Linked DNA regions of Mus musculus: all the other regions are linked to region 2. The links are chromatin loops, found by intact Hi-C in ENCODE. Cell type or tissue: left cerebral cortex. All regions are shown on one strand. Region 1 overlaps Adgrb3 (adhesion G protein-coupled receptor B3). Region 2 overlaps Adgrb3 (adhesion G protein-coupled receptor B3). Region 3 overlaps Adgrb3 (adhesion G protein-coupled receptor B3). Region 4 overlaps Adgrb3 (adhesion G protein-coupled receptor B3).

Evidence for each region. Peaks named below come from ENCODE experiments on the same cell type or tissue, not always from the same donor. Only the 100,000 strongest peaks of a DNase experiment are listed, where the experiment ranks them.
Region 1: a loop joins it to region 2, with 4 times the contacts of the local background. A loop is called at or near these places in 5 of 42 quality-filtered maps.
Region 3: it touches region 2 in a loop (2.3-fold over the local background); 3 of 42 quality-filtered maps call a loop at or near these places.
Region 4: a loop joins it to region 2, with 3 times the contacts of the local background. A loop is called at or near these places in 3 of 42 quality-filtered maps.

The regions. Positions count from the first base shown.
Region 1 is chr1:25,161,225-25,169,224 of GRCm38, reverse strand. All of the region lies in intron 19 of Adgrb3 (adhesion G protein-coupled receptor B3), which reads left to right. Among named protein-coding and RNA genes, the nearest start is that of Gm20172, 110 kb to the left of the region's middle. In left cerebral cortex, no CTCF peak of the experiment used is centred here; DNase peaks (open chromatin) are centred at 1,916, 2,600, 3,010 and 5,449; H3K4me3 peaks cover 330 bases; H3K27ac peaks cover 4,194 bases.
Region 2 is chr1:25,222,129-25,230,128 of GRCm38, reverse strand. Adgrb3 (adhesion G protein-coupled receptor B3) reads left to right here. Exons shown (of 31, transcript NM_175642.4): 17 at 1,582-1,708; 18 at 3,306-3,409. Among named protein-coding and RNA genes, the nearest start is that of Gm20172, 52 kb to the left of the region's middle. In left cerebral cortex, CTCF peaks have their summits at 1,827 and 3,113; DNase peaks (open chromatin) are centred at 692, 1,325, 2,066, 3,149 and 1 more place; H3K4me3 peaks cover 3,472 bases; H3K27ac peaks cover 2,296 bases.
Region 3 is chr1:25,100,153-25,108,152 of GRCm38, reverse strand. Adgrb3 (adhesion G protein-coupled receptor B3) reads left to right here. Exons shown (of 31, transcript NM_175642.4): 26 at 6,625-6,720. Among named protein-coding and RNA genes, the nearest start is that of Gm29414, 77 kb to the right of the region's middle. In left cerebral cortex, no CTCF peak of the experiment used is centred here; DNase peaks (open chromatin) are centred at 256, 2,598 and 3,315; H3K27ac peaks cover 3,777 bases.
Region 4 is chr1:25,081,668-25,089,667 of GRCm38, reverse strand. Adgrb3 (adhesion G protein-coupled receptor B3) reads left to right here. Exons shown (of 31, transcript NM_175642.4): 29 at 5,389-5,424. Among named protein-coding and RNA genes, the nearest start is that of Gm29414, 58 kb to the right of the region's middle. In left cerebral cortex, a CTCF peak has its summit at 3,890 (motif pointing right); DNase peaks (open chromatin) are centred at 3,487, 3,830, 4,506 and 7,122; H3K27ac peaks cover 3,496 bases.

The DNA.
Region 1 (8,000 bases), 61 kb after region 2:
TCAACTCATTCTTGGTGTCTAACAGAAATGTTTATATTTCTTATCCAAACTCTTGCTTCCAGCTTCTGATAACCTGCTCTTTACTTTTATGCAAATAATGTTTTTATACTCCAAAAATAGTGAGACCATGCAGTGTTTTTCTTTCTGTGTTTCTTTCACTTAACATAGTATCCTCCAAGTCCATTCACAGGATTCATTATTTCTCAATTTCTAGTCAGTGTTCCATTACGTATATGCTTCATAGTTGCGTTACTCATCCATCCATTGACTGACAGGGCCTTAAGTTAATTTTGTGGTATTACAACACAGTACCAAGTCACAGTAATTTATAGCAGTTGGGATGTATTGGTTCATGATACCTCGAGGTAGGACACCTAATATTAAGACACCAGCCCCTTGGATATCATCCCATGGTAGGTGGTAGATAATTATGATGGCAGGAGAGTGAGTAAATAGTAGCTCAGACTCCCCTTACCCACGTGCTAGAGGGCTTGATCTAGACTCACTCTGCCTACCTGGCCTAATTACTTTTAATCTGGCCCCTCTTCTCAGGAGTGTTGCAATGAGTATTAGATTCTAACACATACTTATGGAGAACACGTTCAAAGAATGTAGACAGGTTGAGTCTGTATCTTGGCTCATGTAATAATTGTTCACTGAACCTGGGAAAGTAGCTGTTCTTAGACATACAGACTTCATGTCTTTGAATATCTATGCCCTGTAATGAGATTGCTAGATCATACAGGTGTTCTATTTTTAATTTTCAAAGAGGCTCCATACAACTTTCCACAATAACTACACTAATTTGCATTCTCATCAACAGTGTTCAATGCTATTCCTTTTTCTGCATCATCTCCAACATTTACCTTTCAATTCTGTCATAATAGCCAACTTGATAGGCGCAAGATAATAGCTTATCGTGGTTTTAATTAGCATTTCTGTGGTGATTTGGGAATGTTGAACAGTTTTGGCTTCATGTTCATTTTGGGCTTTTGTATGTCTTCTTTGGAGAAACGTCTATTCAAGCCTTTTAAGAATTAGATGATTTCATTTCTTGCTGATTAGGTGTTTGTGTTCCCTCCGAGCACTTATAAACCAGATCAAGTAGCCCTCTGAAGAACGCATTTATGTAATCTATGTGGTAGCATTTTCTTGTTTTTTCTCTGTGTTGCTCTCTCTGCTGTGCCCCCTCCAGATTATAGGAAACTACATTGGTCAGATTCTGTTGCTTTCCCGTCCCTGGGTTAGAACATCAAGGTGATGTTGGAAAATGGATGACCAGAGGAGATGGTGACAAGATGGGGCAGACTGAGTCACCTCTTTGTAGTTCTGTTTCCTATTGGGCTCCAACCACTGTTTCTTTCTCAACTGGAAACTCTCCATGAGTTCATTTGCCTTTAGGTAGGCACTTCTGGGCTTATTCTCCCTTGTCCCAACACATGCAAGCCCCTGGGTAAGAGACATAATAATGCTCACATACATCTGTGCAATATGCAAAAATGAAAGACAAAAACATAGTGGATCTTTCTGTTTTGATAAATATATCTTCAAAATGCTATATTTAAAAAAAATAGTTGCTTCGGAATCCATGGAGTAAACAACAGCCTTCTCTTACTCATTAGGCAAGAGGGTGTGATGTGGCTACTTACCCTACTATTCATTCTACCAAAACTCTACTGTCTAGGAACTAGAAAAATTCCATGAATGGGACATAGCACTAAAGAACAGGCACCATATCTTTCTCTTCTCCCTGTAAACAGATAAGTCCTCTTATCCATCTCAAGGCTGTGTTTTGGGATGCTCTGGGAAGGGAGAAGATAGGACTAGGGAAACAGCGTGTTCAGGATATGGCACTACACCGTTCAAGTTGGGACAGAAGCATGATCTGCAAAGGAATAGTAGCATCTGTGTGTTTATGCTCTCCTGACCCACTTTCTTCTCCGGGGAAGAAACACAGCTGGGAAGAGCAGGGTAAGCATTTCTAAAGTTCTGATCCAGAGCTCTGGTTTTCGACTATCGCTGATTTTGAAGGTCTGTAGCATGGTGTGGTAATATCTTTCTGATTTTGCTAGTCTCTTGGTTCTATCTCTTCAGCTCTTCATTAATCTGTTGAACTAACTCCCTGTCTTAACGTCTCATTTTGAAACAACCAGAGACCTTCTACTCACCCTGACTATACTCCAATTAATGTAAATTCATTAAAGATATAGAACATAGATTGCAGAAACATTTCTATTCAGTCAGTTGCTTTCATATGAGCTAAAGCGAATAATCCACGTTATGAAGACAGATTCTGACGAATAACCTTTTCTGACATTCTAACACATGTGCATTTCAGAAGTCATTTTCCAAAAGGCATTGTGTATTTGGCTGTACCTAAATCTGCATATGGAGTTATAAGGTAAATAGGACAGATGGAGGAAAATAGAAGTGGGATATTTCAACATTCCATCCAGGCACAGGGGCAAGAGAGTGATGGTGATTCAACTAAATACTGTGTCTTACCCAATATAGAGCTTTTTGATGGCAAGCTGCAGCCTTGGGTCTTCTACAATCCACTCAAACACTTCCCACATTGGATCTCGTTCACATATCACTCTACCAAGGCAGTGCACTGCTAGCTCTTAAAATAAATCTTACACATATGGTTCTTATATAATGAAGACGAAACCTGTGCAGTGGGGCTGGAAATATTCACATTTGGTCTCTGGATAACGCTCAGGGAGAGATCCTGCCTGAGTTATGTAACGATTCAATTCCTAGGTTAGATTTGTTTGTTTGCATTTTCCTAGAAGGCAGAGGAATTTGATGTGCATCAGACTTTTGTGCCTTGCCATTTTCTGCTAAGAGATAAGATTTCATGGTTGAAGAGTCATGATTTCAGTAATAAAATCTTCAATTCTATGTTGATGACATAATGTGATATCGCCCTTTCTAATTCGTCGCTGGTAACATTGTTGCTAAGAGAAAAATCAAGCATCTATTTGGCATTGTTCTGCCACTTGCGTTGCTATGCTCGTAACTCTCCCACTGCAGCAAGTCTGCTCTGGCAGATGCTGCAGACGGCTGAGATTTGGCAGGAGAAAGAAAGGCAAAGTACTCATTGTCTGGTGTTACTAAAATCCGGAGCCAACTTTAAATTATCAATGTCAGTAAAGGCAAGGATCTCTTAAATCCAGAGCTCATCAATAAGTTATAATGGAAGAGGAGAAACAAGAAAGTAAAGTTTCATTTGACCAAACATTACTGTCTTTTCCCTGTATTTTTCTTTTTTGAGTTAAGATTTTCTAAGCTAGAAAAACAGATCAAGCCTTTCCAAGATCAGCACTGTGGCTGCTAGTGCTAGAATGAGGAACTTGGCTATCATTTTCTTTTCTTTTCTTTTCTTTTTTTTTTTTTTTTGAAATGGGTATATGTGACTGCCACTCACAATTTCTAAGTTGAAGTTATTTTCCTGGGTAACATAGCAAGAACAGAGAGAGAATGATTTTCCAACAGGGACAGGCCACTGGAGAGGAAAGGAAAGCAACCAGCCTCCTCCAAAGGCTGAACAAAGGATTGATCGTACTACCTAGGAACAATAATGCCAGGAACCTACCCAACTGAGGAACAGGAGACTCAGGACCAGTGCAGATGTCACTGATAGCATAGCTGTGTCCTGGGACCAGAAGTATCACGTGCAACCAGTGGGAAGCGAGTATTGCTCCTTTAGACTCTCACCAATGTGCGATTGATGAGATGTAATAATTCAACTTTACTTTGGATTACTTGATGCTGTCAGAGAAGAAAAGGAAGACAATGTAACTAACCCACAGTGCAACTGAGAGCTGTCACTTTTCTTTCCTTGTCTCCAATAGATTGTTCCTATCTAAATGTTGATATCTCCATTATTCATTTTTTAGACAAGATCAGCATATGCCTATGAATCAGTAAATTCTGTTAACTTTGGGGAAGGAGGAGAGATTATATGCATGCTGATAAACTGGTAATACCATAATTTCCTGAACAGAATGGTGTGCATCCCTTTCCAGTTGGTCTGTGTAGCTATGCTTTTTTTTTTTTTTTTCTTGAACTGGTACTTAAGCAACTAAGCATAGTTACCTATGTCAAACAGGAAACTCTTCCTTCATTCCTTCCTTCCTTCCTTCCTTCCTTCCTTCCTTCCTTCCTTTCTTTCTTTCTAACTATACATTTAATTGCTATCTTGACATTATGTTAGCTGTGACAGGAGACAGTGTTTACCCTATGAAAAATTCACCTTGTAAGAAGTATGGTAAGTCCTCCATTGGGTAAAACGTTTAGACCATCTATATCCTCCAATATCACCATAAGTATATATCTGTTCATATGATATATAGGCCTTAGGCCTTTTCATTTGTTTTGTTTTTTCCCTTGCTATAATTTCTTTTCTTTTTTAAAAAAAATTTTATTAGATATTTTCTTTATTTACATTTCAAATGTTATCTCCTTTCCTAGTTTCCCCTCCGAATATTCCCTATCCCCTACCCCCTCCCTGCTCCCCAGCCCACCCACTCTCATTCCTGGTCCTGGCATTACCATACACTGGGACATAGAGCCTTCACAGGACCAAGGGCCTCTTCTCCCATTGATGACCGACTAGGCCATCCTCTGCTACATATACAGCTAGAGTCACAAGTTCCACCATGTGTTTTCTTTGATTGGTAGTATAGTTCCAAGGAGCTCTGGGGTACTGGTTAGTGCATATTGATGTTCCTCCTATGGGACTTCAGTCACCTTCAACTCCCTAGGTATTTCTCTAGCTCCTTCATTGGGGACCTTGTGCTCTGTCCAGTGGATAACTGTGAGCATCCACTTCTGTATTTGCCAGGCATTGGCAGAGCCTCACAGGAGACAGCTATATCAGGCTCCTGTCAGCAGGCTCTTGTTAGCATCTGCCTAGTGACTGGGTTTGGTTGATGTTGATGGGATGGATCCCCAAGTGAGGCAGTCTCTGGATGGCTGTTCCTTTAGTCTCTGCTCCAAACTTTGTCTCTGTAAGTCCTTCCATGGGTATTTTGTTCTCCCTTCTAAAAATCCCTAAAAAGGATTCTGAGATTCTGGGCTAATATCCACTTATCAGTGGGTGCATATCATGTGAGGAAACTTTTTTTTTTTATAAAACTCAGGGTAGCCAAGATGTTAGATATTCAAAGAGACATAGGGTTGTTGTTAACAGCGGTTACAAGTAAGATTACAGTGAGAACTTCAAGGGATTGAATACCTCCTGTGGATGGGCATTTCCTGGCATGCTGCACCCCAACAGGGCACTCTGCAGCGTTTCTATTTCACCTCTTCTTATGTACTCACTCCATCTTCACTTCTGTATCTCACTGATCCTCATCTCTCAAATGTTCGCTTTCAGACTCGGCAACATACTTCCCATGTTAATATGAATTTATTCTTCCTTGGAAGTAATTATAACCCTCCACATGTCAAAAAATTATGGGACAGAGTGCTGTTCAGCTTGAGTCGTGTTCCAGCACATGAGGCGATAAAAACGCTTTATCTGAACAGTACTCCATGTAAAATAGATATTTGTGTTCTCACTTGAATTCTTCAGAAGCAGATGGCCACTTTCTTAGTAATAAAAATAATTCTCCTCACTTAAAAGACTTTTATTGGAAAATATATTCACTGGAATTGTGTCATATTGTCACCATACCATTCCTGTGGGTAAGACAGAGCTTATAAGATGGAGTTTCATGTAGTTTTTATCAGGAAGGAACAAACCAACATCTGTACTTGGAATCACCTTCAGGACACCTCCTGAAACCTCAGGTTTCTTAATAGGATGAGAATTGATTTGTTTATTGGCATTTTCCTGTGTGAAAATGTATTGCTGTTTTTTATGGAACATATTAAAGTGGATGTCAACAAGGTAATATCAAAGCTGACATTCCAGCTGGACTTTCCTGCCATGTGTGGATAAACTCTCATCTTTTTCACACTTTTTTTTTCAGAAGCAAATGTGGGATGCTTGATGGAGCAGTGTATTAATAGCTGAACTGTGGGGTTTTGTGAGCAACTGTAGGTCCTAGGAGCTCTGTCAGTGTGGTAAAAGCTGGCAGCTTGACTTTTATTTCTAGCAGAGATAGCCACTTATACATATTATGTATTAGGAGTAAGACACACACACACATCATATACATGTATATGTGTCATATAAACATATATGTATGCATGTATATATGTATGTATGTGTGCGTGTGTGTGTATATACATATACATATACATATACTTTACATATACATATACATATACATATACATATACATATACATATACATATACATATACATATACATACATATACATATACGCGCAGTAAGTGCTCAGCAAATAAAAATATAAGAATGTGAGAAGAGAATACTTGCCAAAAGGTGACTTGAACCATACAACTTGAACCAAGAAGGCTCTCAGTTGATAGGTTAGATTTTCATTGCTGTGACAAAGTATCCATGATAAGTCATTTAATAGGAAGTACTGATTCTTGCGGTTTTGGAAGTGTAAGTTCCTGGTCAACTGACTTCCTCACTTTCACCTGAGGCAAGCAAGAGCACCATGGCAGAAAGGACATGAGGGAACAAAGCTACTCCAGCATGGAAGTCAGGAAACAAAGAGAAAGGCAGAAGACACATTCTCAAGAGAAACACCTAGTAACATATTTCCTTCCACTATGTGTTGTCTCCAATGACCCACTTCCTTTCCATTATGCGCTATACCTTAGCTTCCACCACCTTCCAATATTGCCATGAAGTTATAAGTTTGTCAACGGATTAACCACTGATTGACATTCAAAATCATGTTGATCCAATCATGCCCCAGAGTCCGTGCAGGGTAACCAAGCATTTATTTAACACATAAACCGTTGGAGTCATTTTATAATCAAGCTATAATTATTGGTAATTTGGAGCCTTCCTGGGATGAAAGAGGTAGCCAAATAAATCAATAATTAAGTGTATCTGGCCTTTAACTCATAATAGAAAGTTAAGTTTTGCTTGCTATGTCTATTTTTAAACAAGAAGTATACATTCAAATTAGTTTTCTCTCAAATGACATTATTTTGTCTACCAATTTCTGTCATTAGTTTGTCTCCTACTATAGCAACAATTAGAAGAACTTGGTCTTACAGGAGAGATAGCTCATAGGTTGAATTCCTGTTCTACTACCTACTGAGTGTTTTACCTTTGTCCTTGTTCTCTGGAAGAATGTGTTCTCATGCTCTTCAGGAATTACTGTGGGAGTAACTGTACCCTTATTAAAAATGACAAGGAAAACTTCTTACTTCAGTGAAGGGAGAGAGAGACTTGCCATAGGGGTGGGATATTAGACACAACTTTTCTGAGACAAAAACACTGGAGGATTTTTGAAGGCTGAAGAGAGGGCTAGTGGAATACTTGATGGTGAGAGCGGTCAGTGCAAGTGGCCGTCTATATTTGCTAATAATGAGACTCTACCACTCGGCAGAGACTTGGAGCATCTGCAGCAGATTGGTGAATACCTTTCAAAGTGAAGGCCTACCAGTCCTTGAGAAGGACATGTCTTGTTGGTAGAAGGCTTCCATCTCGAAGATGCACAAGTAGATTTTACAGGTGCACATTTTCTAAAACTAGACACTGTCGCTTAAGGGAAGCTGTGCTCTGGAATCAAAAGAAACCCATTGCAAGGTTGTCTAGTGGAAAAGAGAATGAATATTCAGGTTATCCTTCCCTTTTGATGTGTCTGGTTGGTGATTCCTCATACTCTATTCCTATCTTACGCAGGGTGTCTGGTCAGCTGACCACAGATTGCCCAATCTCTTTGGATTCCATCTCAAAATACAAAATTTCCTTTCCTTTTTTTCTCTCTATTTTAATCTGTCTTAACACATTAACAGGCATTATCTGTCTCACAAGTGATTGACCTATCTCTAAAGAACCTTCTGTGTCAGAAAGGGCAGGGGGAAAGTGCCTTGTATTACTTAAGAGTCTGAGATTTTG
Region 2 (8,000 bases):
GATTTAGTTTTAAAAGATAACTTGGCATGCTTGAGTGATGTCATGGAAGGCTTACAAAATTCTGAAGTGGCCAACACTCTGGGGTTTCTTTGTTTTGTTTTCATTAAGATAGGGCATAATTTTTACCTAATCATTCCCAAATATAGTGTGTCCTTTCTTGATATCATCCCATGAATATTCAAAAGGGACTGCTTATAGACTCCAAAAAGGGATAGTGTAAACTGTACTCTGTAGCTTAAGTTGGAAGTCCAAGTGTGAGAGACAAACCCTCACTGATATGAAACGGACTATATGCACATTTAAGCCAGTGACCTCAGGCATTAAAAACTGTTACAGGCAAAATCAAAGGTACATAGAAACTAACACTAATCCATGTGAGGTTTCCCCTTCAAGTTTTAGAGTCACTTTTTAACACATATAGTAACTTGGCTAAAATATTTAACTACACTCACACATACAGGTTTCCTAGCTGGAGAGTTTCCATGCCTGGGGGGAGGGGAGGTGACAATTGGTGCATTCTATACAGAGCACGTGTAAGGATAATAAAGTTGATTGGTTGAGCCTTGCAGCTCGCCCTTTTCCTCTCTGTCTACAGAGTAGTTCAGCAGGGGGGCGGGGGCGGGGGGGGGTGACAGGGTTCTCCCCCATCACCACCAGCTCTACTAACGAGACGTAGGTTGATACCATTTTTATTGTTCTGCTGGGGTGGGAAAGAAACCATATGCTTTAGCATTTTAAATGGCTACACCAAAGAGAAAACTGAACCAGACCCCCTCCCCCATCCTGCTGGACTTTGGGGTGGGTTTATTCTAAATATTCGGTGGACTTGGAATTAGCTTAATGTTTCTGTGCTTGGACAAAGAGGCAGTTGAGGGCAAGTAATATTAAGGGGCTTTAGAAGAGCGTTCGAATAAGTGAAGTGTGGAGTGGGAGCTTAATCTGAAGCCCACCCCTCCCTGGATACCAGGCAAAGGCAGTGAGAGTCGGAACCAGCTGATACCTCTTCCCGTTTCCAGGGTGAAATTTTCACAGCAGCTAATTCTAAAGGGAAGAAAAATCCCTTACCAGCAGCGGGGAAGATCATATCACCCAACCCAAGCTATGTAACCTTTTAGGCAGGCTTTTCAGAGAAATCCGCATTTTAAAAGACAGCATTCACGGTCCAAACCACGGGCCTGGAATCAGAGCTGGTATGAAAATATGAAAAGCCTCTTTACACTCTGAGTGTTTGAAACGATCCGATGAGCATAGCAAGTGTCTGCCAACGCTCGGCGGCTGCTGGTGCCGCTGCCGCCGCCGCTGTTTCTCGCAGAGGGCTGGACAGAGCTAGTCCTGATTTCAGCACCTCCGGCGCTGGACAGCTCTCTGCACGCCGCACCACCGCCTGCTTGCTTTTTTCCCACTCTCGCTTTGCATTACTGGAGATGCATCTAAATTACGTCCTGTTCAACAACAAGTAGATTTTTTTTTTCCTGTACGGGAATTACAGTAGGCGATTCTCTCAATTAAACTGCATTTTCTTCTTTACGGACTTGGCTGTCAGGCGTATTTATCCCGATCTCCCCTCCACCCCCTTTGCAGGAACGAGTCTTTGGGAACGTGGTCCACCCAGGGATGTAAAACTGTGCTTACCGATGCATCCCATACGAAATGCTTATGTGATCGGCTCTCTACCTTCGCCATTTTGGCTCAGCAACCTAGAGAAATAGTAAGTAACAAAGGGAAAACACGGCTTTAATGCAAAGGCAGGGACATTGTGGCGAGTGTTTCTCCAGGGAACTGCATTTCAAAGGGGGAAATAGAAAAGGTTGCAGGGTGGCAAAATCGGGTTGTTCTCCTCAGCTACAGTAGCTTGGCGAATTGAATTCTAGTTGGTGTGCGATAACTAAATCCTACTCAATTTTATGTCTTATAACTTGGCATTTCTGTAGTATAGTTTTGGAGATCTACTCTGATATCAGTAATATTCTGCAAACTTTCAAATAAAAATAATTGCCAACTCAAGGTTTATTTTAAAACTGGAATGCTGTTCTAGGGGAAATTGTGACAATGCTGTTAGGAGTAGAAAGAAGACCCCAGCCACTAGAGCTGAACACATTGCAGATCTGCATTGGATATTTCCAGCACAGGTTTTCTGAGGGTGTCCTTGGATACATGTGTATTTTTAAATCGAATTAAGTTTTCATGGAGACATGGTTGTTTGGAACTGTAAAATCATTCCTTAAAAGCATGTAGATTTTTGCAAAGGAAGAAAGAAAAGAAAAATTAGTTTCTGAAAGAAAGAGCTGTACAGAGCAGTCTAAGAGAAAAATAATGTTCTCACCAAATGTATTTTGAGAAAATTTTACAGAAAATTAAAATAATGACAAATAGATACTCTGATATATAAGACTTTCTGCCTGAATCTGGCCTAAAAGTATCACTACTTTTGCTTATTTTAATGATACGTATACCTAATAATTTGATACAAATTTTGTGACACAGTTAACCATACAGTGTATTGCTTCAAACTTCTAATATAAAAATTTATGAAAACCAACTGAATTCATTAGTTATGGTCATGCTACTGTCTAAGAAAGGAAGAAGCTATTTGGACCAGTGGGTATTAGTACTGTTTATATATGTTTTTAAAGATATAAGCTTATTTTTCAAGGTCATGGTTTTAGGGACTGATAGTGGCACTATGCAAATTATCTCCACATACTTTGTTCATAGGGGGAAATATAATTGAAGGGCTTAAGCATAGCATCCTATTTTCTTCTGTATACTTGGAAGCCAAGCAAGTGAAATTTCATGTGAGAATTCTTGACTCAGAACAAAGTTGTCAAAAGTCAGAAAGTTTCAGATTTTTCAGTAACTGTGCACCAGATTTGGGTAACATAAGGATTTATAAATGGGAGTAGCAAGATAAATCTCACCAAGAATCATATGGAGAAATAACTAAACTGTACTTAGTTAAAAAAAAAAACCAAATGAACATGCTGCTTCAGATTTCACTCAAAGTCTCACCTATGAGTGATGATTACGTTATAGCTTGGGGTCTTGGAGACAACTCTAAGTGATGGGCTGTAACCAAGCATTTGAAACTCTAAGGCTTTCTTACTTCACAGTGTGAGGGAAGGGGGAGCTAGTCCTTGTAGAGCTTCAGGATGTGTGAACTGAGTGTTCTGTGGTTAAGTATCTGGTAACTATAACAACTATCTGTGCTATTCCTGAGTGATCACTTACTTTCTCTGAGTCTAGAATTTTATTTTTTGTTCATGTAAATTTTCTTTTTCTTTTCTTCCCCCCCCCTCAACTTACAGGTCATGGAATCCTCTGGTACCCCCTCAGTTACCCTCATAGTAGGCAGTGGCCTCTCCTGCCTGGCCTTGATAACTCTAGCAGTTGTGTACGCAGCACTATGGAGGTATGTAATTAGTGGGTAGACCTGAGGTAAAGAACTCAGTTTCTCTGCATTAGAACAGTGATTGTAAGAACAAATGTCTACTGTCTTCATCATATATGAGAACCAGAATTTTTATAACAGAATTAAGATTTCTGTGCTAGAACTGGAACACATGAACCATATTTATCTAATCTTCTGTCTTTTATTTGTCTGTGATAAAGATTAATAAACAAAACACGCATGCATACTTTTCTTCTAGAACATGACTGTAGACTTTGATGAGTTCACATGTAAACACAACTCTCTTCTCTCTTAAGTTTCTTCTCTGTGTGGATTATGTTTATATCAGCTGCTGTTGAACCTCAGAACTTAATTGGTACACTTGCAATCCTCTCTCTACAGGAATAGGGTATCAAGTTCTCAAGTGCCAAGCATGCTTTGTGTGAGCCTGGTCCAAGGAGTAAAGTCTTCTCTTATGTGAAAAGCAATAACAAAATTTCTAAGTTCTCTACAAAAGGTCACTTACTTCAGTGTTTGCCATGAGTCAGATTTTTGACAAGTTTGATAAAGAACATCATAAAAATATGAAAGGGGAATGTTTGGAAATTTTTCTTCTCCTATGTATTCAATTGCATCTATTTAATAATCTGTAGAGATTTAATATTTTTCTAGATAACTTCTTTGGCATTTCTTAGGATGCTAGTAAGAACTTGGCCTGTGACATTTAGTGTCTACTCACGCATTGACAATGTATATGTGTAATATGGCCAAACTTTTTAATGGATTTTATAATAATTTAACAGTTAAACATTTTATAACCATTGTCAATATTAATATGGTCTAAAATGTAATATTACATTAGTATGCAGATAATTACCTATTGTTTCCAGAATTTTTGATATATTTAACATTGTAAGAGCTGATGTGCCTAACTCAAAGTATTTTATACTTACTTAGGGTTTTATACGATCAGTAGAAATACTAAAAATCAATTACTGTTTAACAAGGAATATTTATTTAGATTAATGTTGACATTTAAATAAAATATTACTATCCTTTATGGTTTTCACTCTTTTAAAAGAGTTAATTGTGAAAGATATTTAAAGTATCAAGAATATTAAGTTTTTTATGCTTTGTGAAAAAGGAAAATATGTGTACAATGTGACCCAGGTACATGAAAGAAGTTCTGCATGCTTGTGGTGATATTGTCCGGCAGGATAATACTTATAGAGTGGCCACACTGATACAGGAAGAGAGGAAATAGAAAAATACCTAATGTAGATATGATACTGTAGAAAACACAAGATTCTATATTCAAGAGTCAATCAGTCTGTTGTCCTGTAAGAAGGAACTGACAGGCTTGGAAGAATACCATTTCCTAAATTGTATAAATGACATGTCTTTTTTTAAAATAAATGAAGGAATTTTCTAAAATACTAGGTAATTATAGTTGATATCCTCATAATTGATACCCATTGGAGTCTTTAGAAATAAATTCCATTTTTAGCAATTTCTATTCAGGTACCATTTCCACCTTCTGCTACACGCCTCCCCCACCCTCCCTGCCCACCCCCATACACTTAGAATAACCAATGTAAATATATGATATATTTGTTTATCCACATGAAGTTTTCTAAACTTCAGAAAATGCAGCATAGTCACTTACTAAAACAGAATTCTAGGAATTTCTGAAATCATTAAAGAATCTATTAAAACCTGTCCTGAAGTTGAGAATTACAGAAATGAGTACCAGGAAACAGCACAAATCTGGATTTCTAAGAATTAAGTGGTCATCCCTCCATCATCCATCCATAAGACAAGTGAAATAATAATTACAACTTGAAAGAAGTATCAAGACTCATGCATTTCTTTTTTTAAAAAAAATGATTCTATTTATTGTTATATGTAAGTACACTGTAGCTGTCCTCAGACACAACAGAAGAGGGCATCGATCTCATTGTGGGTGGTTGTGAGCCACCATGTGGTTGCTGGGATTTGAACTCAGGACCTTTGGAAGAGCAGCCAGTGCTTTACCTGCTGAGCCATCTCACCAGCCCCAACTCATGCATTTCTAAATGGATCTTGTAGCGTCATTCATTTAAAATACCTTATAAAGACCAAGTACATCCTAAAACATTTGATTCAGCTGTAAGAGTGTTGAGATCCTCCTGTCTTTTACTCTAATGAAAACATTTAGGATTAAAGTATTTCTAGTGGTTTCTAAAATGTATTAGCATGTGATTTACTTTATAGACAACATGCTATTTTGAATTTTGTAGCTGTTCCATGTGGTTATTTTTTATTTTATAATTATATTCATGTACAGAAAACAGTGTACATTTAACCCAATTTAGCGACGAGTTCTTTAGCCTTTGCCCTTTCCAGCTTGGCAATGTGAGCCACAGACTGAGGACCCAGGACGTTGCCTCTCCAGTGGTGACGGATCTCGTCATATCTGTCATTATAATTGGTCCTAATAGCTTTCAGCAGCTTAGCCAGAGCACCCTTGTCTTCCAAGTTAACCAGGGTGAAGGCAACAGTGGTGCATGTCTTCCTGTGGACCAGACGCCCAAGCCTGGTCTTTCCCTGATGATACAGTAGGGCACGTCCATCTTTCTACACAGACCAGGCAGGAAAACCACCAGCTCAATGGGTTCTTCATCATGGGCAATCACCACCAGCTGAGCCTTCTTGTTCTCCACCAAGGTGGTGACTGTATTGACTCCTGCTCGGAGGACAGGTGGTCTCTTAGTTGGGACTCTTAGCCTTTGCCAGCTGCTTTCTTCTCAGCACTGGTTAAGGGCAGGAGGTACTTTGAGCCGCTTATAGAGGATGGCTCTTTGCAGCTGCAGCCTGATGTAGCAGAGCCATTCGACAAAGCATGTTAGATCTCTTTACGGAAGGATTGACCACCTTTTTGACCTCCTGTTTCTTGATGACGCCGGGGCGGTGCGGGGATGCGGGGCCACCTTCTTCCCCTTGGCCTTCTTTCCTTTGCGCATCTTGCTCGACTGGTGGAGAGAGCTCCATGTAGTTATTAAAAATATTCCCTAAAAATTGAGAGGGCTCTAAGTGTGGCTCAGTCTCTGTGTTTGCCTTTAATTTGTGATACTCAGGTTCAATTCTCAGAGACATTGCTTTCATTGCTGTTAACACTATTGGTAATCGTGATAAAGTTGATTATTATGAAGATAGTTATGACAATAATAATATAGCAAGCTGTTTTCTCTCTCTCTCTCTCTCTCTCTCCATACAACAAGGAGAAATATACTGTTACATCAAAAAGCACTTCACTATGGACTCTCAATCAATTTAATGCCAGAAATAGTTGACAATTTTTTTCAATACAGAATGCTATACAATGATGTTGAATGTAGTGACATTTCTTAGCAGTATTTAATGCAACAATGACTCAGGCTTGTTGAGAAAAGGAAACATCTCAGTAGTGCTCAGGGCAGCCAGTTGATCTTTTATTACTATGTCTTGTTGGTTTTCTACTTACAAACAGAAACTGTCACTGAAATCCTAGTGACAAGATATATGTTCCTACTATTATGGAATCCATTAACATCAGAATAGATTTATAGATTCTATCCACAAAAAGGAACAGCATGGTATTTGCTGATACCTTTACCACTTCAGTAGGAATAGCACATGCTTAGCTATTCAGAATACATGAGACAGGTCCAACAACTCCTGAAGCCACTTAATGCTGTCAGCCTAACTTAGTTCAGTTTGGGTTTATTTTATGAAGAAAATTTCTCTTACATTATGACACCTAATATTTGTGTTTTGGTGTTATTTTTTGTTTTTATTTTGCTTTAATTTCTGGAGTATGTGGTTGCTGCCTACATACTATTCAAAGATATAATGAGGAGAGAGAAAGAACTTTGTCTCAAATAGTATCTCCAGATGTTGGGTTTCTCCATCAAACATTGCTCAGAAAATCCTGTGTCTGCTAAAAAAATGAGAGCCCAAGTTATAGTGGAAATGGAGGAGGCTAACCACACCACAAGGACAAGGTCTCCTTACAGTTATTGTTATCCAGTCATTAGTGCAGAATACATACAGTTAGGCAAAATAGCTGCTACCCTTTCAGGGCAAACAGCTGGTGGAACATTTGATTCTGAACAGCTTTCACTGTTACTTACCTTAGTGCACTGTACAATCCTATAATGTGATGTATAAACACTTCTTCCTAAGGGTAAAATATGGCGGTCCCCAAGAATGTTCCCGTCTAATGGTAGGAGGTCATTTCAGGAGTACGTTCATTGTTATTTATAAAGACTTCTGTTACTTTCTTTTCTCAAAAGAGATACTCAAGGAAATAAGAAAAGCCTAGCTACATAAAAATGCTTGAGTAGCTATTGATGTTCACGTTATCACAAAAAATAATATATTCTTCTAGTATACAGGAGAGTTGTAGGACTTTCCTGTTAGGCCTTAGCATTTCTATTGGCTTATATAGACGTTATAAATGTACATATACATATGTAAAAAGGTGATTATAATAATTGATGTAATTCCAAGAAATTTTATATATCCAGGACAAGCAAATGCATTGTTCTCACATATGTTCAACTTAGGCTCTGTAAATTATGACATATTATAA
Region 3 (8,000 bases), 120 kb after region 2:
TATTGATCACAAAATAGTATGTACAGCCCAGACACTAATGTTTTCTACCTAATCAAATTGTATCTAGTAGAACAAGCAGATATTTCCTGCTTTTGCTGATTAGAATTCATTTGGATTGAACAGATAAGAACACATACTATTTACTATTCTCCTCATTGCTATGGAAATGAAACTACACAAGAGTTATGAAACCTTTGAAATAGTTCCCGTTGCTAGGAAACCACTTTCTTGGTCCCTGCACATTCTTCTCATCTCTGTCTCTGGCTGTGCCAGACTCTAAGACAATCTTACAGCTTGATGTCAGATGGGGAAAATAACAAGCTTGTGCTACAAAATAAGCTACAATAAAACCCTGCCGCTAAGTAGAAGAGAAAAGGGTGCTTAAAATTTGAGCCCTATGTGGATGATCTTGTCATGCCTGCCTGTACATCCTGTGGCCGTTCCACAATATTAGTGTCAGAGCCTGGGTTCTCTCCTCTCTCTCTCCCAAGCTCTAGCATGAAGGTCAGGCTGTACCAAATAAGGCCTCAAGTGTTCATTCAACCCTGTGAAGCAATTTTTTCAGGAAAAATTTTAAAATGAACATAGATAGTGTGGCTCCCTCCCTCCCTCTTCTCTCTTCCCCTCATATCAGAGTTCTAGTTAGAGCCTTAGGTGGCCTTGGTTACAGTTACTTGATCCAAATGGTATCTGAAAAATGGTGAATGTATTTTCCAGCATTAGTAAGTAGCCAAATGTGGAGAGGATTCGGGGCTTGATTGGAACACTTTTCTTGGAAGGCAGACACTTAGCACATGGATTAGGAGACAATTGAATCATGCATTACCACCGTCCTGCTTCTCAGACCGGATGGAAAATGCCAAAAGAAAATCATTTGAAGATTTCATTGTTTTGTTTTGTTTTTAGTAAAACAAAGCATGTGCCTTAAAGTAGGAGAATGACAAGGAGCAACAAAATAAGCCTTGGCAGGAAGCGTGGAATTGACACAGCCTAGGAGACCATGCTGTTAGTCCTACCACCATCTCACCCCACTCTGCATCCAGCTTCTTGGGCCAGGATGTGTAAATTTTGCAGCTTCTAGGTTAGGCTTTCCCAGGATGCCCCAATCCCAATTATACAAGGAACATCTGCATCCTTCTCTGTCTTCATCCGTTTGTGTGTCCAGGTGCACAAGAGGTTAATGAAGCTGTGAAATCTAGCTGAAGAGGAGGCTTCCGTGAACAAGTTCAGACATAGGGAGCCTAAGACACAACTTGATACCCTGCCATGCCTGCCAGGGAGCACCCAACTGTGATTTATGGTTCCTCTAAATTCCTCCAGTCACATTTCCTTCCAGCTGCCCCCAACTTTGGGGATCAGCATCATGCCGCTGTGTCCGGTGAGCAGAGGCTCTGGACACTGGCAGCTTGACAGGCAGCTCCCACTTCCCTCCTCTTCGATCCTCAAATTCTCGCCTTCCAGCTCTGTTATACTAGTATAGGGAGCCAACGTGTTCTGACTAAAGGGATAAGATGAAAACATATCTAGTTATTCCCTTTTTAAATGTCTTTTTTTTTTCCTATTCATTCTTTGGCTTGAAAAAGTTCAATCTTTGTTCAGCACATTTGAAAAGATAGAACCAGAGTGGTGGTGTCCTGGAATGAGGAGGAGTTTTAGGCAAGAGACATGGTTTTATCTTCAAGTCTGTCACCTATCTCGATCTAAGCATGAGCTTGCTCTTCTATGCATCACCGCAAACCTGTCTGCCTCAGAGGCCATGGTTCTAGGCTGGAATGAGAGCCTTCTGTGAAGGTGTAAGGCATGGTGTCTAGCATCTCTTCTCTCCACCCCTCACATTTGCACACGAAAGGAACGCTGCTACATTTTTCAGACCGTGTGTTTGAAAGATCATCTAAAGAAGTTTCCGTGTGCCCCAAAGAGGGACATTAAAAAAACTAATTTGTAGGTCAAAAGCATAGGAATTTCAGTTAGCAGTTGGTATATCCCCCAGCACTACGGAAACCCAGTAAAGGTGTATCAGGGCTGGAATCTGAGAATGTACTCTGAACCTGGCATTGCATAGCAGACAACAAAACTTCCTTTTTGTTTGCTTGTTTTATTTCATGAGGAGAAAGTCCAGTAATTATTTTTTAAATGTGAAATCCCTTGTATTAGTTAAGTCAATTGCATAGTGTTGATAAAACTAAGACATTTATTCATTAATGATTAAATATAAAATAGAATATTATGTTGAAAATATCTGTGCCATTTTTTCAAGAATGAAACAACAGATGAGACTGTAGACATAAGACTTAAGAAAACACATAGAATATATATGTGTGTGTGTATGTATGTATATCCACAAAAATAATAACAATTTAGTACAAGGTTAAAACTTGACTTAAAATGATCTTGGGAGTTCACAAGAATTCATGAAGAGTAGCTCGAGGTAACACTGTCTTATTTTCTAAGAGGTGAAGATTTGGTCTGAGCAGTTGAGCAGCTAAATGCAGAGCCTGTTTCAAACTGTGCAAGTCTTCCCTGCGAGGCTTGTGGGGTTTGTAACACGGCCAATGGTGCTGGATGCTCCTCCCCTGCAACTTCTAAATCTGGCATGGACTTTGCACAGTGACTCTCTGCCAGCTGTCTCTGGAGTGAAGACCAATTGAGAAGCCCTCAGCTTGCTGCTGCTGAGAAAACCCAAATGCTGCACTCGGTGAGGGAGAGACAGGAGGAAGACATTCCCCTGCAAACTGTTAAGAACTAAGATTTCATCCAGGAGAAAGACTAATTCCTTTCTAGGCACTTTTCTCCAACATAATATTCTTATTGATTATTTAGAAAATTCACATCATGTACACTCATTTCCCAATGTTCCTAGGTCCTTCTCCCACCCTTGTGGACCCCTTCCTCCCAAAAGAAAAAGAACACACACACAGACACAGACACAGACACAGACACAGACACAGACACAGACACACAGACACAGACACAGACACAGACACAGACACAGACACAGACACAGACACAGACACAGACACAGACACAGACACAGACACACAGACACAGACACAGACACAGACACAGACACAGACACAGACACAGACACAGACACAGACACAGACACAGACACGCACGCACGCATGCGCGCGCGCGCGAGCGAGCATGCATGCATGTATGTATTTTGTGTTTCCCATATACTCACTTGAGCATGGTCAAACTCTCAGTAGCCAGCCCTTTCAAGGAAACTGAGTCCTTCCCTATCTGCATCCCCACCAGAAACCCTTGATTGTGGAGAGCGAGCATCTTTCTCATGTTTTTATCACACCCGCCTTTGAGAGTTTCCTTTTCAGACTGTCACTCTATTGAGGGGTGGAGATGAGGCTAAGGCTTGTCACAGAAGACTTCTATATCCTTTTTCAACTGTGAGTCTCCAGTCACTGATACCACTGCAAAACGAGCCGCCCCTAGCTGTGGTTTGGAACTTAAATACACACAGCGCTGATAGCTATCACTGTATTCTTAAAGATGTCTCTGTCTATCTCCTTCTCTTGATTTCACTACAGACTATCAGACTCCCTTAACGTCCCCTAAATATTTTATAGTTAGTTATATATCTGTTCCTTGCTATTCTATCTTACCTTTAGGCCTATCTGATCATCACTTAGAATGACAGACCTATTTCAGAATATTTCACAGAGAAGACATTTTATAATCTAGATAAGAAGTGTGACATAATTAATGTTAAATATTTCATTGTTCCCCCACGGATTCATTTAAAAATTGGGTTTACCAGCTTCCAAAGAGGGTTTGAAATTTAATTTCACAGGAGCTCAGATTTGTAATGATAATATCTAATAATAAACTTTAAATAAAACTGTTAAGTAAGAAATTGGTTTTCATTAATAGTAAACCAAGGACATTTACTGCCTAGCCTTATAAATATAACATTGACATAGGAAATTCAGGGGGACTTTAATTTTAGTATGGCATAGAATGACCTATTTGTTTTCTCTTTGCTATTTATTTTTGTTTCTCTAGAACTTGAATTTCAAACGATTTCTGTTTTTCATGGGTATAATTTATATTCATTCACTAAGGATAAAACCCCCTGTTTACCTGCTAGAAAATTCAATTATCAAAATGTTTGCAAGTGACTAGAACCTTGTTCAGATACTATCTTCCCTTAAGCTCCTCTGTGGTAAGGAGATGAGCCCTGTGCATCTTGTCTCATCATTTCCTCCCACAGTGTTGAGCAAATATTTAATGCCAATCCATTTAGATAGCCTCCGTGTGTTTTTAGATTAAAAAAAAAAAAAAGCAAATAAAGCATTTGGAATCAAATAAAATTTCCCCTCAAATCCTTATGAATGAGAATTCTCCACTAAAAATGTCTTCGAATCTAATTCTTTAAAACCTTAAAATGACCTTAAACACAGTGGAAAATTTGGGTGTTTTTCTGTCTTCTACCTCTGTAAGATTACATTGACTGATAAAGCTGATGTCACTCTCCAGGGTAGACTTGCCCTTAACCCACTGTCATGTTTGGAAGTTTTTCAGTTAAGGTATTGATTTTTATGTGGTCTAAGTGTATGTTTTGAGAGAGAGAGAGAGAGAGAGAGAGAGAGAGAGAGAGAGAGAGAGAGAGAGAGAGAGATTTTGTAACTATATCAATCCACCAGACGATAATTTGGAAGAGAAATTTACAGATTTTGCTTTTCCTTATTTTAATATCAGCCACTAAATCTTTGACAACTATTTGACAATGGCTTTGAAATCAAGAACACTTAGTGAGGACCAGTGAAATTGGTGCTTAATATTGCTACTGTCAGTGGAGACACACAGCCCTCTTCCTTTGAAGGAGATAAGAAACAGTTTGTTCTAGAGCCAAATATAACTGACCAGGGACCAGGAACACATATTTAGGTCAGCCAAAATTCCATGTTCCAACACGGTAACCCTTTGATGATGTTCTTATCATAACAAAATATAGTTATCCATCAAAGCACCTCCCAATTAGAAACATGAAGAAGACAGTGATAGTGAAATAGGGGATTCCCTGATACAGCTGACATGAGGACCTTCATTCCCACTGCAGTGTTTTAGGTTTTGTGTATGCTGGTATTCAGAAAGAGCTTTGAAAGAAATCTTCTCTTAACAAACTCCCAAAAGGCAATGATCCTAATGTTTATTTTCCTTTATAAGTTGTTCTTTAATTATTGTTACACCTTGTAAAAACAGATTTTTAGCATAGACCTGCTTTTCTGACAATGGCTTATAGGATATTTTTTTTAAAAAAAGAAAAACAATAATTCGTTTAGCTCATTCAGACTTATGAATAAGCGAAAAATAATGAGAACCCGGCAAACACTGAACTCATTGCCAATTTTCTATTGTTGCTGTGTCCTTTTATAATCTACAATGACTCCTTGATCTAAAAAGGAATTTCCCAGAGATATTTAGGATGAGAGAGGCATTGCTCCGTCCCAGGCTTGTCTGCTTCGCTGAGAGAAACTGAATGATTCGCTTCTCCTGTTCATCTGGGTCTTCGCAAAAAGGAATCAGAATAGATTTCAGGGCAGCTGGACTCTCATTGTGTTGAGCCAAGAAATGTATCTGGGAACCGATCATTCTTTTGGAAGAATCTGAGATTAGCAATATTAGCATCATAGAATAGAAGTGATCAGAAGACACCTGCTCTCAGTCCCACTTCACAGAAATTGACTGCACCACAAGGCAAGAAAACCTAGGTAGGGAGAAGGCATCGGGCAGATCTCATTATCGGGCTGGCAGGGTAGTTTGTGGTAGCGACTACTCAGGTCCATATCCCAGATCCTAATTGCAATTTGGGGAGAGTATTGATGACTCAAAACTATGTAGGAGGGAGACAAAAAGACAAATTCATGGACCCAGGTCTTGATCCGTTCTGTTCTGTTTGGTTTACATTTGTTTGTTCCCTGGCCAACATATGTGTTATACGCATCTCACAGCCAAACTGAGACAGGAGGTTATAGAGCTGTGCTTTTCAAAAGCAAAGATCCATACGTGCTTACCCTGTCGTCTCTATAATAATGCTTCCCTATAGGGAAAACACAACATCAGCTATGTTTCTGATAACAATAGAACAGATTGTAATAGATGAGAAGGAGACTATCAAACACATGAAGTCAGATGAAGGATTTTTAAAAAAATGACTTGACCATAGATTTTGGATAAGTAGCCCCCTATGAACAAATTTATCAAGAACTTATGAGAGGCCTAAGGGGCCACTGGAAGAAGGATGTGTGTTCTGGTGCTGAAGTGTCGTGGAAAAGGAAAACAATCAGTGCTCTTTGCCTCTATTGAGATTTTGTAGTACCACAATTAAAGTAGAGTTCTCAGAAATCTCTTATGCTATGTTCATGCTGCATCCAGAACCGCATAGGATGTTAAGGAAGGACTGATCTATATAACCAATTCCAGGCTAGCCAGGGATAGATAATGAGGCCTATCTCAAAAACAAACAGGTAAACCAACAGGTAACAAAGTGAGTCTTCTACCATACCAGCAAAGGAAGTGTTTTCTCATAATTGATGGCCAATATGGACAGTCTCTAGTTATTATTGAGAAAAATGAAAATTAATGTTTTTTTTTTCCTCCCCACAGGTTCAAGATGCATTTAGATGCCGGTTGAGAAACTGCCAGGATCCAATCAATGCTGATTCTTCAAGTTCTTTTCCTAATGGACATGCTCAAATCATGGTGAGCTTTTATTTTCCTTCTGGTTGATAAATAAAGTCATGGTTTCTCAAGAATATATATAATAAACTCCTTGTTAATAAAATAGTATAAAGTTACAAGTTCTCCTTAGGTCATTATGGCTAATACATTGGGAACTGGAGAGAGGACTTAGTGCTTAAAAGGCCTTGTTGCCTTTTCAAAGGACCTAAGCTCAGTTTCCAGCACCTGTATCCACAGCTCATGATTGCTCATAACTCTTGCTCCAAGGATTTAATCCCCTCCTCTGGCTGCCTGTGTTCCCCCCATGCCTGGATGGGGACTCACAGACACGCACATGCACACACGCACTTAATAAAACAAACTTTTGAATTCGGTAAAGACTTGGTACTTTGATGACCACTGACTGTTCTTCTTGGATTGCCTTTGAATCAAGGGTCTGCTGTTGGTAGCGATGAGTGTTTAGAATGGTGTCTCAGACAACAGTGAGGAGTATTTTCATCTAGTCTAGAATTCAAGATAATGATTTTTACACAGAAGCACTGTGGACTTTCACATTTAGTGTTTTTTGTTTTGTTCTTTGTGTGTGTGTGTGTCTGTATGTGTGTCTGTGTGTGTGTTGTGCTTTTTCTCTTTCTCTCTCTTTTTAGTAATTTTTAATAGTTTTATAAAACAGGTTTTGATTATGCTTCCTACCCCAACTTGGACTTACTTGAATATTAGAATCCACAGAGGAGCTGCAACTCAGATTTGTTAATTATGAATATGTACAGGTAGCCCCAAGTAATGGTGTTTTCCCCATATAGCCTAAAGAAAGCACCAGGGGAATAAAACATAAGAAAGGGCACCTGCCCAGTGACATGTCCAGATTGTACATGAGCCCAGAGTACCACTGGGGTCACTGCTGCTGTAGGCACAAGTACACTGTCAGACTTTACAAATGAGATAAAATTGCTATCATCAAAACAGAGTTGGGAGTTGCTGTGCATGCCTGGAATGTCAGCGCTGTGAGGCAGAGCTAAGAGGAACCCCAGCTCAAGAGCACACTGTGAACTACCTATCATGAACCCATCTCAACACAAAACAGAACATCAGACAGCCAAACAACACCAACAGAACGGAGATGGAATAGGAATGAGTTTTCTGAAGCATAACTGGCCTAGTATTAACATTTGTGTTTGGACTAGGAAACATAAAAAGCAGTATGTTAGCAGGTAAAGAATGAGAAATAGTAACCAATTCCTTTTAAAATTCAGATAGCCCTAAAAGTCTCTAAGGTATTGATGGAGGGCTGACCAGGTGAT
Region 4 (8,000 bases), 140 kb after region 2:
TTCTGCTGGATATGGAGTACAGAGCACTCTGCATAATGGTTCCCCAATATTTTAGTGATGATGTCACTGCAGTGGTGCTTCCCTCGTGTCTGGCATTAGGATCGAATTACATGAAAAGCCTTTGAAGATGATAGTAAGGAGTACTTCAGATGTAAGGCTGTATTGTGATCATATCATTGGTATCACACTTGGAATGTCTTTGAAGAAGCTTAAATACTGCTAAATCAATAGTCAAGAACGTACACAGAATGTTATAGTCTCACTTAGGAACCAGGAAGCACTGTCACAAACAGAAAACATCAAAAATTGACCCCATGCAGAAACCACATTTCATTTTGTACATATAATCTATAATTTCTCATGTTGGCCTGGTAAAAGGAAAACTTTCCCATTATTGCTTTGTTTTTGTTCCTGGATTAGAGAATCTTATCTTTTATGCAGACATACAAACAAAATTAGCTCGAATAAAAGCCATTTCAGATAATTAATTATTCCCAGACTCCATTGCCACAGCTATTTTTAATGGATTTGTTATCAAAGCTCTTCTCCCTGTGAGTGAGTCCATTGCTCATCCTATAATAGAAACTTTTAATGGCATTCATATTGCCATTCATTAGTCAGTGAAATTCATTACTTGCTGTGATTCTTCTAGTGTCTTGTCCAGTTTAATTTTCAGTGACACAAATAATGACATAGTCCCTCTGAGAAATTATTCATTATTGTACAAGAGTTGTGTGTGGAAGCCCCTTTGGGCACATATGCAATAAGTGGCCCTCTCAGTAGCCTGGGACCATGACCATGGCACGTTTCCTCACTATTAAATCATCCTAAAGAATTTCTCCCTTCTATCAGTAAAAGATATGGCTTCCTCATAAATTGTTTTGATTCTCTTAGCTGCCAACTTGCCTACTTGGAGTGGTTTTCTTTATATCTTTAGGTTGGTTGGTTATTCAAATTCTCCCAGGCTATTCTTTAAAGCAATAACAATAAAACAAAAGCCACATTGGTTTGAATTCTGGGGCTATCATATTACACTCCTTCAAGCATTAACTGAGAATTTTGGAGAACTGCACACTATTGTGATAGATTCTCTGCCAAATGCTGGAGCTCTGTAGCTAAGAAGGGACTAGAGATGTGGAGGTGTGGGTGACAAAGAGGGGATAGACAGACAGACCTTTTAGAGATCAAATAGGCAACCCATCAGTGGATTTAATATGTAAGGCGAGGGATGCACACAAAGGAGGGACAATTCTAAGCCTCTGTCTTGGCTGATGAGTTATTAACTGTCAGTGATGAGAAAGACCACGTAAAAGGGGATATTTGCATATTGAAAGGTGGGAATAAAGCCTAAGGGATAAGCCATGTAATCCATGAAACCATATAGGATGGAGTAGACCTCAGCAGCTACACGTTTAGAAAGAATGGGCATTCACCGGCAGCAACAGAGGTTTCAAAAGGAGCCGCAGTGAATGAAAGGAGGGAGAGGAGGGGCAAGAAAAAGGCAGAGCTTTAATGAGGAAGTGATTAACTTTCTACAGCTTCTGAGAGGCCAGAGAGAGGAGGGTGGAAAATTGACCTTGCTGTTTGTCCAAATGGAGCTCATTAGAGGCCTTTGACAAGAATTTTAATGGAGTATTAAGAGCATAATGCAATTGGGATGAGTTCTTAGTGGAGTATTGCAAAAACGAAGCTGCAAAGGGAAGAAAGACGTCTTTTAAGTACTGCACAGGAAAGGAGGGTGTGTTTCAACTTACCTGGAAGTGAAGGCTACATAGACAGAATGGTTTATGTCTTCACACACACACACACACACACACACACAAATCAACATCACATTGGATTGTTTTAATTTTACATGTAGCATTTCTTAAAACTTACCCAACTATTTGTGAAGAAAAAAATCAAGAAGCTTAGTTGATTCTCATTGTTTAAATCTTTGGTCAGAGCTGAGGGCGTGTCTCAGTCAGGAATGAGCTTGCATTGAGGGTGTGAGGACTTCATTTCAGCCCCTTGATCCTTGATCAGGTGTAGTGTCACCTGTGTATAACCCCAATACTGGGAAGATAGAAACAGACAAGGTCCTGGAGCTCTGCCCAACCATACTCGGTGAAATCTAGACCAGGGACAGACCCCGGTCCCCCCAAACAAACAAACAAGCAAACAAGTAAACCAAATGACACACGGTAGCTGAGGGACAGCTGAGGCCCTCTAGCCTCCACATACATGCGTACACACCCAGAAGCCTGTGTATACACATGTGAACACACATGCAAAACAAGCAAACACTGTCTTTATTTCTAAGCACTTTTTATGCCTTACAGTGGCCTTCTACAAGGCCCAGAAGAACATTTGAATAAACACGTAAGTGGGTCACAGTCTCAGCAAACTCTAGCCTCAAAAGACTTCCCAGAACATCTCATGGATATGCACACAGGGTAGACACAGGCAAAATCAAAATGCATTGGGATCTTTCTGATATCCCACTTTGTACTACGAGCATCTGACACGTAAGACAAACTGAACTTCTCAGTAACAAGAGTCACATCTGTTTGTTATCGTAGCATTGCCTCATTATCTATTTGAATAAGCATTTTGTTTTTGTTTTGTTTTTACAAAACACAGATTTTCTGAGAAATAACGACCATCAAATTGGCTTTTTTTTCTTCTTCTTCAAAATATAATTAGCCTGAAATGGTTAGTCCGTTTGACCTTGCTTTATTCTTCTAACATATTTCAGTACCACTACTGTGAAATGCGGACTACCACGGCCATCTAGTATTATCTTGCTGAGTTCCAGAACAGCATGCTGCAGACATCTTGTTTGTAAAATATTATCCTACATATTGGAGCTGGTGAGATCTTATGTAGAAAGCACTGGACTCTGAACCAGACCTGAGTTTTTATCACAGTTCACTTACTTACCTCCCGGGTGACTTGGTCAAATTATTTTTAACTTCTCTGGCTCTTAGTTACATTCATTCATAAAATGACACCGTTTTCCCAACCATCTGAAGTCTGGTTAGTATGTTCAAATGTGAAAACACTTTATTAGGTGCACATAGATTGGAATACTCAGTATTGTGGGGAAGTAGCCATACATACCTACCCCTACCACACACACACACACATTTGATTTGATTGCTTGACACATTTTCCATGCTATCTGATCTTTAAACCTCCATGATTTATTTTGTAGCCATCTCCACCACACCCCATCACCAGGTTTTGATTAAAATTTTCTCATTCCTTCATCTAATCCTTGTAGCCTGCCAGCCCTGCTATGCCCTTTGGTAGCATCTAATTTTAACGAAATTACATGGGAGAGAAAGAAAAATGTTGCACATCGACATAGGCGTTGGAATCTGTTGCTGGGGCTCTTTGGGTTCCCATACTTTCTTCTTGCTCCTATAACATAAAGCTTTTTGGCACCGTGTATGCATCCAAATCCTCAATTCCTAGGCAGCACTGCCTTGTGATCCAAAACAAATGCAGCAACATATGGTCGTTTTCACCTTTGGCAACAGAGAGCCCCTCGGTGCATAGAGCAGAAGGCTCTCTCTGTCTTCAAGCTGACTGAACCATTTTTGCAAGATTCCATCAGTTACGTTTCAGATGAAGAAACAAAAGCTCATGACTAATGTTTTATAATAATTGCTTTTAACTAAATGTGTCCATGCTTAGATTTTTCTTAACACATATTTATTAAAGAAAAAAAGGAAAAGAAAAAGCTTTGCTGAACCACAGTGCCAAGAAGGCTGGGTGTGCATGGGAGAGAAGAATGGGAGCGCTGACGTTCAGTCTAGCAGAATGCTGCACAGTGCGAGGCGGAGCCAGGTTTATTTGGATGTGTTCTTTCATTGCTGCCTCTTCCAGGATGTCACCAGGACAAAGGCAGCACGCTGTTGGAGACAAGGAGAACACAAGAGGGCATCATGTTTAGTTTCCACTTCCACAAGGCGTTCCCGATTTCCTCTCTCTCCTCAGTATTCCATCAAGCCTGGATTTCTGGTGCTCAGCAGTTTCACCACAATGAGATTATGTCAGAAGTGTCCCGGGTCCTCCTTAAGTCCTTCTGTCTGCTGAAAACATGTTCCGAGATTAGGCTGCACAGGAGGTCCTGGTTTTATAATGACAATTTTAGCTCTAGCTGCAGGAAAGTCATATTTTTTTAATAACACTCATAACAGTCATAATGGCAACTAGATCTGCCATAAATCTGCAGTCGAAACCCTGAGAAGCCAGTGATGTTAAGGTTGTCGATATTGAGCTGGGAGTTGGGAGGTGGGGGTGGGGGGACAAAACATGATCTGGCCAGAAAGACTGTACGTTCCCTTAGGTTCCCTCCCCAACTCCCTCAGGGAGGGGCAGGGGGGAGTCTACTTAAAGAAAAAGCACAGCAGAAATTTTCTTTGTTCTCTAAAACTGTGGAGATCTTTTTATAAATTTACAGGCATCTCCCTCTCCACCTCATCCATTTTAAGAATCGGTGGCTTCCTGGAGCAGATGCTAAAAATACCATCTCCATACTGATATCATGAAAGTCCCATTATCACATGAGCTCACATCCACTTTGTTTTAATCATACTTCCTGATTGTATCAAGCCCACTGACTAATTACTTTATTTCATCAATGCACGTGTACCTATAACTAGATTTGGGTGTTTAACAGATTTAGAGTCTGAGAGAAACACTGTGAGACAGTGTGTTGGGGTGTAGAATATCTGTTGCTTGACTAAATAGGAATTAAAGACAAAAACAAGCAAACAAACAAAAAAATGTTCACTTCCTAAGAACTAGCAACAAGAAGCGTTTTGGCAGGAGATGACCTAATTTTGAGAAATTTGTACAAGACTGACATATAAACATCAGAGCATAACCAGACGGGCAGGCAGGGTTTGCTTGACATCAAGTGTGGTTTTTAGAACACTGGAAGCTGAAGCAAGAAGCCCCTAAATTCTGAGAACAGCCTGAGCTACAAAGCAAGAGCATATTTAAAAATAATCTGGGTGTCTGTTGGGGGACGTCTAAAAGTACAGAGGTTATTTTCCCAATTTTACGTTTAGTCCTCCACGTCTGCAAAGTGGTTTTTGTTAAAACTGGAACCATTTCCGGATTGAATGAAAATACATTTCACTGAAAACGAGCATTAGTACCCAAAGTTAAAAAAAAAAAAATGTAATATCCTCTACCTTTAAGTGAAGTTCGAGGTGAAAATGGAAACATACTGATGGAATATTTTCAAGTCAGAAAAATAATCTTAATGGAATCATATAACAGGGTTATTAATAATACTGGGATTATTTTCATTGAATGTAATGATGTCCATTGGTTTAAGTGACTAAACATAACTTTATTGTTTTTCTCCTTCCTCTAAAAACAAACTCACAGAGAAGAAAATCGCGGTATTCTGACCTTGACTTTGAGGTGAGTTCCTATGTATTACTTTGTAAATTTAATTATTGAATTCAAGATCGCTTTATAACTGCTCAAACGTAGCACTGTATGGAGCTCTAAAACGAGGATCCTTACTGTTCCCACGACTGGAAGAAAATGATTTAGAGTTGTGATGACTCCTCCAAGGAAATGCTCAACTGACGTTTTCTAGTCAAGGAAAGACCTACTTTATGACTGTTAGCAGTAGATAACTTATAGTGGAATCGAATCAGTCCATTCAAGTCAGTGGACGTGGGAATGCCAATTTCCTAAGTTTTTTTTTTTTGTTTTTTTAACCTAAGTCATTTTTTTCCAGTTTTACTACAGGAATGACCTGTAGAAATCCCAAGGGGATGCCTTGGCGGGTAGGCAAGTCCACGTCTGCGGCTCGCTCACTTGTCTTGTACTGTGGTTCCTGTCCTTAGGGTCTCGGGTGTACATTTGGCAGCATTTTCCCAGTAGCTAGTATTGGTGTAATGTGTGCCTGTGTTTGCTAAATGTCTTTTCACAGATATAAACAAGATGAAGATTTTCATTTTCTAATTTGCATTGAATTTATATTGATGCTGGTATTGGTACTGGAAGTCACAAAAATGATACTGTCTAAGCAGCTTACGCTTAAGTACAAAATTAATGATCTTTAAGTATCACATAAATGCACTTATGCGGCTTGGTAATTGGATGAGATTCATAGCCTGCTGACATAATTGGGCATAATATAGGATAAATTTCTCCAACATATCTGTACCCTTGTGATGCATACATAGAACACAATAGTCTAAACAGATATTCCTGAAATTATAGAGGCCTCCTGGTACATGGAAACTTCTGACTAAATCATTCCATTTGTGTAAGTGAATGTACTGTTCTACAATGTACAATGCATATCAATGTGAAACTTGGTAATTTTATCTAATATGAAGGTGAAGGATGGGCTCATGCTAAGAGTCCAAGGGAAATGGGTTTGTTTAGTAGTAACTCAGGCTCTATGCTACAAAATAATTATCAAGAGTCCAGCATCAGTGCTTAAATCACAAATATCTGGGCAACCTCATTGTCACCACAAAGCTTGGAATTTACATTTCATTGATGTCTAACTTTTTAAAAACAAAACAACCAAATCCGTCAAAAAAAAATTAAAACTATTTAGCAAACTTCACATCGCTGTTGATGTCCTTTAAGAAACAAATAATGTTTTAATCCTTTAGGTATCCAAAGAATAAAGGATCAAACTGTATCTGTTTTTATGTGTCATGTGCAACATGAACTTTCTTGTGACCACCTAAAATAAGTTTTGTGTATGTGTTGTGTGCGTGTTTGTGTGTGTGTGTGCACGCTCATAGGTGTTCATGTGCATAGCCTTGAAAGCAACAATCTGTTCTGTTATCACAAAAGAATGAACATACAAATTAACCCACTAGGCCTCAGTGAGGAAATATAGTAAAAACCTAGATCTTAAACTAAGCCTCACTACAAACAAGTTATTAATAGCAAAATTAAACATAGAAAAGAAACCATAGAACCTGGGAAGTGGATCTTGGGGAGTTTAAGGCCAGCCTGGACCACATAGCAATTTCCAGGCTGGCCGGAGTTCCGTGGTAAGAACAGGCACTAGGAAGAAAGCAAATCGCACTGTGTCACTGAGAAGGCTAGAAGAAATGTGTTCCTTTTCCCAGCTAGTCTCTATGGCAACCGCTAGCAGCTTCCCTGAGCAGATGCTAGACCTCGCATTCCACACATAGAACCACAATGTTAAAGATATCTGTTGGTGGAGAATAGTTACAACATAGGAGCTGCGTAATTTCCTTACCTCTTTAACCGCCGTAGTTCTCACTGGAATACTGTAGAAATTGAAGTTTTGGGGAGAAACACTGAAACAATACTTCTCCCCTATTAATAGCTTCGTGTTACTCCCTTTTTAATACATGTACAATTACAGGGACTGACAAGTTCTGTTTCAAAAAAATTTTTTTTAAAAATTAATGCTATCACACTAACACAACATGTAATTGTAATTTTGGATTGTCAAGCCAATTCCCCACCTGCTTTCTAAATGTGGACTCAACTAGTTGACTTTATGTGAAGCTCCATGCTACCCTTCTCACTGAGAGGGCTTTTTATATAATGATCACCTTACATAGTTTACCCTTACCAGGCTGCCCTGTGGACTCCTGAACGCGTCATTTTATCAAACTTTCAGCCTTACACACTACCCAAGGCTCCTATCCAATTCTAACATTTCATTAATTCTTTTGCCTTAAACCATGAGGATTTCAAATAAACAGACAAGCAAACAAGTTTGGGTTGAACACTGTCACATTGAGACCTAATTATTGTGTGAAGATTAAAATAATAACTTTTTAAAAAATTAGTCATTACTACAGCTGGAGGAAAAGTCCTTTCCGAATGATAGCATTTATGATAGGCCTGTATTCCTGGCCAAATAAAGCAAAAGGTAGACAGACTAGCTGTAAAGTGGAGAAATGCTAATTCTTACTCTCTGGAAAGTATAAAAAAATATGGTAATGCTATCTCTATGTTATGTGACAAGATGTCCTCCTCAGTGT